Linked DNA regions of Mus musculus: regions 2 and 3 are each linked to region 1. The links are chromatin loops, found by intact Hi-C in ENCODE. Cell type or tissue: heart. All regions are shown on one strand.

What was found. A loop is a pair of places that touch in the nucleus more often than their neighbours do. Peaks named below come from ENCODE experiments on the same cell type or tissue, not always from the same donor. Only the 100,000 strongest peaks of a DNase experiment are listed, where the experiment ranks them.
Region 2: a loop joins it to region 1, with 4 times the contacts of the local background. A loop is called at or near these places in 2 of 42 quality-filtered maps.
Region 3: it touches region 1 in a loop (2.2-fold over the local background); 2 of 42 quality-filtered maps call a loop at or near these places.

The regions. Positions count from the first base shown.
Region 1 is chr11:71,748,515-71,751,014 of GRCm38, forward strand. It overlaps a transcript of Wscd1 not described here. Among named protein-coding and RNA genes, the nearest start is that of Wscd1, 1.2 kb to the right of the region's middle. In heart, a CTCF peak has its summit at 1,351; a DNase peak (open chromatin) is centred at 2,347; H3K4me3 peaks cover 518 bases; H3K27ac peaks cover 276 bases; H3K27me3 peaks cover 1,355 bases.
Region 2 is chr11:71,514,322-71,516,821 of GRCm38, forward strand. It overlaps 9230020A06Rik (RIKEN cDNA 9230020A06 gene), which reads left to right and starts at 2,215. Exons shown (of 6, transcript NR_152165.1): 1 at 2,215-2,500. In heart, no CTCF peak of the experiment used is centred here; a DNase peak (open chromatin) is centred at 1,160.
Region 3 is chr11:71,817,327-71,819,826 of GRCm38, forward strand. It overlaps Gm34127 (a long non-coding RNA gene), which reads right to left. Exons shown (of 2, transcript XR_388818.1): 2 at 752-942. Among named protein-coding and RNA genes, the nearest start is that of Gm34127, 3.1 kb to the right of the region's middle. In heart, a CTCF peak has its summit at 1,048; DNase peaks (open chromatin) are centred at 305 and 1,035.

The DNA.
Region 1 (2,500 bases):
TTGGCATGGTTTGAAAGGGGTGTTGCTATCAGGGCTACCCAAGCTGGCTTCTTGAACCTTTATCTGCAACCAGTGCTAAAGAGGAAGGCTTTATTCCAACACAGAAATACTCATGCCCATTTTGACACCCAAACTGCCTTTCCCACGCCCTTCTCAACTCACTACTCTATGGGTTCCTCCTTGTACCTCCTTTCGTAGTGTCTCTTGTCAAGTTGGCAGGCATACCTACCTGGAGACCAGGAGGTGCTTCTTGGCATGCTGCGCGTTGCAGGTGCAATCAGACACGGGACTCTTCCCTTAACATCCCCTCCACCCTTCATACACTTCACACAGACAACTCAGCTCCACATCTCAGGTGGCTGCTGCTCTAGGTGACATCTCCTCCCAAGAAGCAGCAGCTGCAGAGCAGTGCCCAGAATCGCGAGGAGTGCATCTGGAGGTTCTCAGGGCTGTCCTCACTGCAACCCTTGGGCAACCATCTCCTTTTGTGCATCAAGAGCATTGTCTTTGAAGTGGATGCAAATGAAGGTAGTTTGTCATAACTATTAAGTGGGACAAAGGATATAAGAGGGTCATGGGTGACTTCATGGACTTACGGCCTGTGCAAGACACAAGAGTCTGTTTCCCAATAACCCTAAACTCTGTTTTAAAATTACACCTTTGCAGATCTGCAACCCTGTAGGTGCAACACTATGAACTAACCAGTACCCCAGAGTTCTTGATTCTAGCTGCATATGTATCAAAAGATGGCCTAATCAGCCATCACTGGAAAGAGAGGCCCATTGGACACGCAAACTTTATATGCCCCAGTACAGGGGAACGCCAGGGCCAAAATAATGGGAATGGGTGGGTAGGGAAGTGGGGGGGGGAGAGTATGGGGGACTTTTGGGATAGCATTGGAAATGTAATTGAGGAAAATATGTACTAAAAAATTAAAAAAATTATACCTTTGCATCTTGGATAATTTGTTTGTTTGTTTGTTTTTTGCCACTGGACCCTATAAATTATGCAGTCAGTCCTGAAGAGGGTTCAAACACAAGACAACATTGCAAGAGGATTCATTGAGTTACAGCTGATAACAATGATTAAAGGCTATGCAGAGGATACTTTCTTTGCAGGCCTGGAATGCTGAGATAGCACAAAATCCCTCTGCTCCTACCCAAAACTCCCAAGGCTCCAAAGAGTTCAACCTTCATCCCCAGACCCAAGACTCTTCTGTGTAAACTTCAACAAGCCCTTTCCCCACCAGGGTGCCTTTCGACTGCACCGCCAGAAGCTTTCTACGGGTCCCCTTCCAAGCCCCACTGCTGCCCTGCACCTGTTGAAAGCCCACTTCTCTGAGTGGCTGAGCAGCTCTGCCCCTAGCGGAAGTTGGAAGTAAAAAACTTCCATTCAGGAAGTCCGTTAGAGCCACTGCCACCTGCTCCTGATGCCTCCTCTCATCCTGTCCCCAGCATCCAGCAGCCTCCAAGAACATCTTGGCTGTCAGTCTTGGGTGAGAACTATACCCACTGTTGTTTAAGGAAGAGCAGGGTAGATGCTGTGACTTGGGGGCTTCGAAAGGGGGAGCAGAGCTTCCCAGTGGGGTAAGTCTTTATTTAAAAGGAGGGCTGTATATAGACCTATGTGCCCCCCCTCTCTGTGGTGTGTGTGTGTGTGTGTGTGTGTGTGTGTGTGTGTGTGTGTGTACCAGTGAGGCAATGTCCCTTTACACTCTATATCAAGAAGGTCTGTCTCCCTGTGTCAATGTGGGCAGAGTGATAAGCTGCTGGCAGAACCCCAGGTGTGTAAGGAGATGGTGTGAGTATCTTTGCCATTTTGTAATTCTGTGGTACTGTCTCAAATTGTGTGTGTGTTTCTAGCAAGTGCTTGTTTCTGAGTGGCTGTGTGTCAAGGAGAGTTAGGTGAATGTGCCTAGCTCCCCCAGTATGGGACAGTAATCCAGTGTGTGCCTGGGTATTTACATTAGAGTGGTACAAATTTGTGTGGCTCTGTATGTGTGTGCAACTGTCCGTGTCCTAGCTTGCTTCTGAGTGAGTGGAGCAGAGTACAGAGTGTGTGAGTGTGGGTGTCTGGTGATTCAGTGTGTATTTGTATCAGCCACTGTGCGTCTGCCACCACGTCTGCATCTGAGTGTGGCGGCGTACTGCTGCGAGTGGCGATGCCCAGTGTATTCCTGTGTGCGTCTGGTGTGAGCACCATGGTGCGTGCTAGAGCCGGCTAGGCTGCAGTGGTAGGCTGTGGCTGGGCGGGTGCAACAGAGTGGTCAACGTCTTGTCTTGGCGGTGGCGAGTAGTGCGTGTCACCCGCGGTATGTGCGTTGTCTCGCAAGCCCGGACAGATCACCCACATACCTCCCGCCACGAAGCCAAGCTGCGACCCTTCCTGGGAGCCTAGAAGAGGGGGGTGCGCGGAAGCCTCTAGGACCCGGCGGAGGCCGGCCGCTGTCCCCGGGCCGCGCGAGTGAGCATGTGCAGACCGGGCGCCCGCTCGCCCGCTC
Region 2 (2,500 bases), 230 kb before region 1:
AGCTGCTTCTGTGTTCAATCTCTGGTCCAAACCTAGGTTCAATCGCTGCACAGGTTCTTTAGATGGCAGGTTACCACAACATAGGAGGGAAATACCTCAGCATCACACAAGAACATGTGCATCCTTGTCCTGCTCACCCGTATCTTACCCATATAGAATCCCCCCAAATGGCTAAAGACTGTCACTGACTTTGGTTGAAGTCAAGACAATATCAATTTTGCCTCTTCCAACCTACCCTGTAAGGCTACTTTCTTATTCTGAATGAACTTGGCAGAATGCCCCTCTCTTCTCTGGTCATGTTTTGATCACACAGTATCCTCCTTAGCCCCAGGACAGTCTCAGTCCAGTGATTAGAATGTCTAGAAGGATGATGAGAATCAACTATACTCACTAGTGGCCACAGGCAGGCTGTTACTGTATCACCCTGTCATTAAGAACCTAAGGATTGGGCCTATAACTCAGCATGTTACATGAAGCATGACTCTTGTGTACCTATTCTCTATGGACAGTGTAGATCAGTGGTTCTCAACCTGTGTGTCACTACTCCTTTAGGATTTGAACAACCCTACCACAAGGATTACCTATGACCATCAGAAAACACAGATATTTGTATTAGAATATATAACAATAATAAAATTCATTATGAAGTTGCAGCAAAAATAATTTTATGTTTGGGGGTCACCACAATATGAGGTGGTGTATTAAAAGGTCATAGCATTAGGAAGGTTGAGAATCACTGGTCTAGAACCTTCTCCTTGGCCCGTGATTCCTGTAATGTTCATTATACAGATCTTTTCTAGGATCCTGTTGCCCCTTGAGGCATCCTCTCAGGATAGCTTCTCCTAAGACCACTTGGGGTAACATATCTCCCCCAACTCTCTAAAGTACTGTCCCCCTACATCTCCAGCCAACTGTTTTCCTTTTTAAAAAAGAGTAAAAAGCCAATCTACTATGTCCCCAAGCCCCATGGAGGAGCTGTAGCAAGCAGGTTTGAGTTTTCTTTCTCTAACAGGCCCCACCCTGCTCCCAAGAGATCCCTTAGGTCGCCATGCCTGGCTGAGTTCCACTTATGCGAGAAGGCTTGGTTGCCAAGTTTGGGATAATTGGGATTTTATCTTCCCCGTCTACTCATAATCACTTCTCTCTTTCTCAGTCAAGCATGTCCCCTGTGCCGCCTGAGGTCTGCTGGACACCACATTCCGAGAGACATTTCCTGTCAGCTTCATTGTGCTTCACAGAGCTGGTGGCCATATGAGTTGCTCATTAAGGTGGCCTATTGTCTCAGCCACTCTTCACTTCCTCAGGTCAGTTTGTTCTCTTGCACGAGGACTAAGCTGCTGGTTTCTTTGAGCTTCCCATCCAGAGATACAGTCCGTAGGAAAACCATGAGATCAGGATAAAAAGTCCAGGCTGGTGCCCAGGGGCATGGTTTATTCTGAGTCCCACGGAGGATTACTTTGGGCAATCACAGGGTGAATGTGAATGCTGATTACATCTGCAGGTACCAGCCAAAGGAAATGAAGTGTAACTATATAATGTTAGGCAAATTTAAAGGATTGTTATTTCTACTGGGCAAGATAGCTACTTCCCAGCTTAAGAGAATAACCTCTGAGGTCAAATCCAAATTGCCTGTTTTATGCTTCTGTGAGTCTCAGGACAATACAAGAAAGCTTTCGGTAGAGGAACCACGCCTCTTGGACAGCCATCTGTGCCCCTTCACTGTTCCCTGTGTGACCTCTCTGAATGGTGGTCCAGCCTAGCTCAGCTGTGACGTGACTTGAGGAAAAAAGGGGAGAGAGCTCACATGGATTCCCAGCTCAATTCTGATATTAGAAAGCTCTGGGCATTGCAGGTTCTGCTGGGCTCCCAGGGGCCAGGCTGGTTCTGACCTCACCTTGCTCTGGCTGGTCTCCACTTACTTCATGTCCCATGGGGAATAACACCTCTCTGAAGGTGTTGAGCTGCAGTGGTTGTTTTTCTGGCTGCTACATGATACTCAGTCACCTGTTTGCTGTCACACTTGCCACTCGGAGTAACAATGAATTATTTGATGAATTGTTTGCCGATCTTTCTTGCTTCCAAGCTGTGAGCAACTCTAGACTTGGCTATAATTGATCCCCAAGACCCTTTGGTGCACAGCTGAAGCCCCACCCACACCAGAGGAAGTGCCGGAGGCAGAAAAGAAGAAATCAACACACACACTGCCTCTGTCCCAATCAGCATCCAAGGAAGTCTCAAGGTGAGGCTGCAATGCAGCCTTCTCAACAGGATTCTATAGAGAAGTGGGATGCTAACTGATTTCCAGAGGTGGCCTTGTTCCAGGGCTCTCTGAAAATGCTACCTGGTGATGAACTTGACTTTGTTCTTCTGAGCTAAGGGCACTGGCCCAGTGGGCCATCTCACCATGGCTCTACTCACCTGGTGGCCAGCAGAGTCCACTGAGAGCTGACTTCTGGGAGTCGTTGCTGGAAGAGAGTCTGGCAGGAAGAATTGTCAAGTA
Region 3 (2,500 bases), 69 kb after region 1:
TCAGCCTCTCTGGCATGGTGAAGGAAGCCTTGGTCCCAGGGTGAATACTTGAAATGCCACCCCAGTAGGAAAGAAGGGGGATCACTGGTAGACAAGGGGAACACTCCAAAGCCCAAAATCTCAGCCTCAACAACACGTGTGGTATTGTTCTTATCACTGTGACCTTTCATGACTTGCTACCATTACTTACTCTGCTGTGGAAATAACAGGAAATGAGAGTTGTCTTGTTGCCCAGAAACTGATGCAAGAACACGTGAAACCATAGTCCAGAAGAGCAGATGCAAGTCCCATGGTCAGCACTGAGACTTGACACTCCAGAAAGGAGGCTTCCCACTGCCCTCTGCTCTGACCCTATCCCGGCCTGGGTTTCTACCCAGTGACCTGTCCGAGACTAGTATTAATCATCTAGCAGAAATAGAATTTTAGCTCTGACTGCCCTGTCAAAGCCTGGCACTGCGTCACTCACTGTGAGCACATAAACCCACCTCTCACGGAGTGACAATTGTGCTTCTCGATCCTCATTTATGGGGAGTCCTTAGCAGAGTGGGCCCCATGCTGTGCACTGTCTTACATCATAGGTCATCAAACCATAGTACAAGAGCTGCGAGGTACGTGGGAACGTCCATTTCTTACAGATGAGAAAAACCTTGGCTGCTGATTCATATAAGCAACTAATTAGAGACCCCAAAGTCCATTTGTCAGATATTGTGACCATAATGTCACATAACAAAAGACCCACAAGTTCAGGAAATGACAGCAAAAGTCTCTTTATTGGCAGATATGGTCACTGTGGGTTTCGTGCCAGACTGTTTTGGTCCATTTCTGGGGTCTCCTCTTCCTTCCTCTGGGATGGTGATCATAAACTTATTCTTCAGAGTAGATGAGAGATGGCAAGATTCCATGCCAAGACAGGCAACTTCCTAACAGTGCTGGCCAGGACTCCTATCAATGGAAAGGAAGTGAACTCCAACCTCTTCGACTGGGAAGTCTGATAAGGTCACATGGGAAGAGACCAGGTGCTCCATTTGACCACCAGGAGTAAAATGAGAGGAATGGGAAATGCCACACATACCTCGCTACCCGGGAGGAAACACCAGGGTCCAAATTGATCCTCTGTCACTAGAATGCACTGTGACCCCGCTTCCTTTCTTCTGTCCCCTCCATGCCTATGCAGACCAAACTCTAGCTCATGATCTTGATGGGGATGGAGAAGCCTGAGAGAGTTAGCAGACCTAGATAGCTTCTCTGTCTCTCTGAGAAGTCGACTGCTGCCAGCATCCCATGCTGGCTGGTAAGCCAGGGAGGAAAATCACACTTTGTCACCAAGGTCCATTCATCAGCAATGCCTGATTCCTGCCCATCAAGGCAGGAGACTGCTCATGCCCAGCTTCTGGGAAGATGCCTTACATCTGGGACAAAGTGACTTTAAAATATCGTAGTAATCCCGCCCCCCCCCCCCCACACACACAGTATTTTATTCAGACTCGTCTGTGAACTTCAACTCCTGGTATCTTAGTGGGGACTTTACTGCCCATATCTATCTTCTTTCTATATCTGGGGTTCGAGATGCTCTGTACTGACACACCAACTATAGGAAATGGCCATTGTCCTGAGTATGGGATCCAGTGTTCTGAGTTCTGGCCTCATGCTTTTGTTCCTTCCCAGGCCTCTATTTTCCTGTTTGTAAAATGGGCTTAGGCCACCATATCTGTCCAAGAACCTTCCCATCCAGGAAGTTCCCAGTCCCAGGATGCTGGCACACCACTGATGGTTCTAGACTCTGTTCTGCCTATGTTCATGCTCTAAGTTCATTGATCCAAAACACTTACTGTCCAGAGCACTCAGTCACTGAGGGAGGAAGGGCAACTAGGTAAGTGTGGGGGAAGGGCCTGGTTAGCTCAGAGCTGTCAGACTCCAGAGCCAATGGCCACGACAACAGCCTGGAGTGCAATATGAACACAGGCACTCAGGTCCCTGGAACCCTCAGTAGGAACTACATTGAACAGGATCTCCAGGCCATTGTAACGCACACCTTACAGCTTGGGTACACTGATATTGTAGGTACTGTCTCCATGTTTCCCATTAGAGGCTCGCTCTTGCTCTCTCTCTCCCTCTCTCTCTCTTTGTGTGTGTGTGTGTGTGTGTGTGTGTGTGTGTGTATGTGTTTCTACATACTTCTAGCTGTCTTCATTTCCAGCAGCTCCACCAGGGTCTCTTCGCCAGAAGGCTGCCCTGGGGCTTCTGGAGGCCCCTTTGCCCTTGACACAGACAGCCTGAGGGCTTAGAAACTTACATCCACTCCGGGGTAGCCCTTTACCCAGGGCTTCCCAAACTTTCCCAGTTCACTGAAGCCCAGGTGTCTTAGTCATTTCACAAAGAACTCACTCTAAGGCCAAAAGCTTGACATAAACAAAACGGAAAAAAAAAAAAGCCAAACTATCAGTTGCATCTATTTAGTAGCATGGGTCAAATAGCTTTAACAATATTTATAGCCTAATGC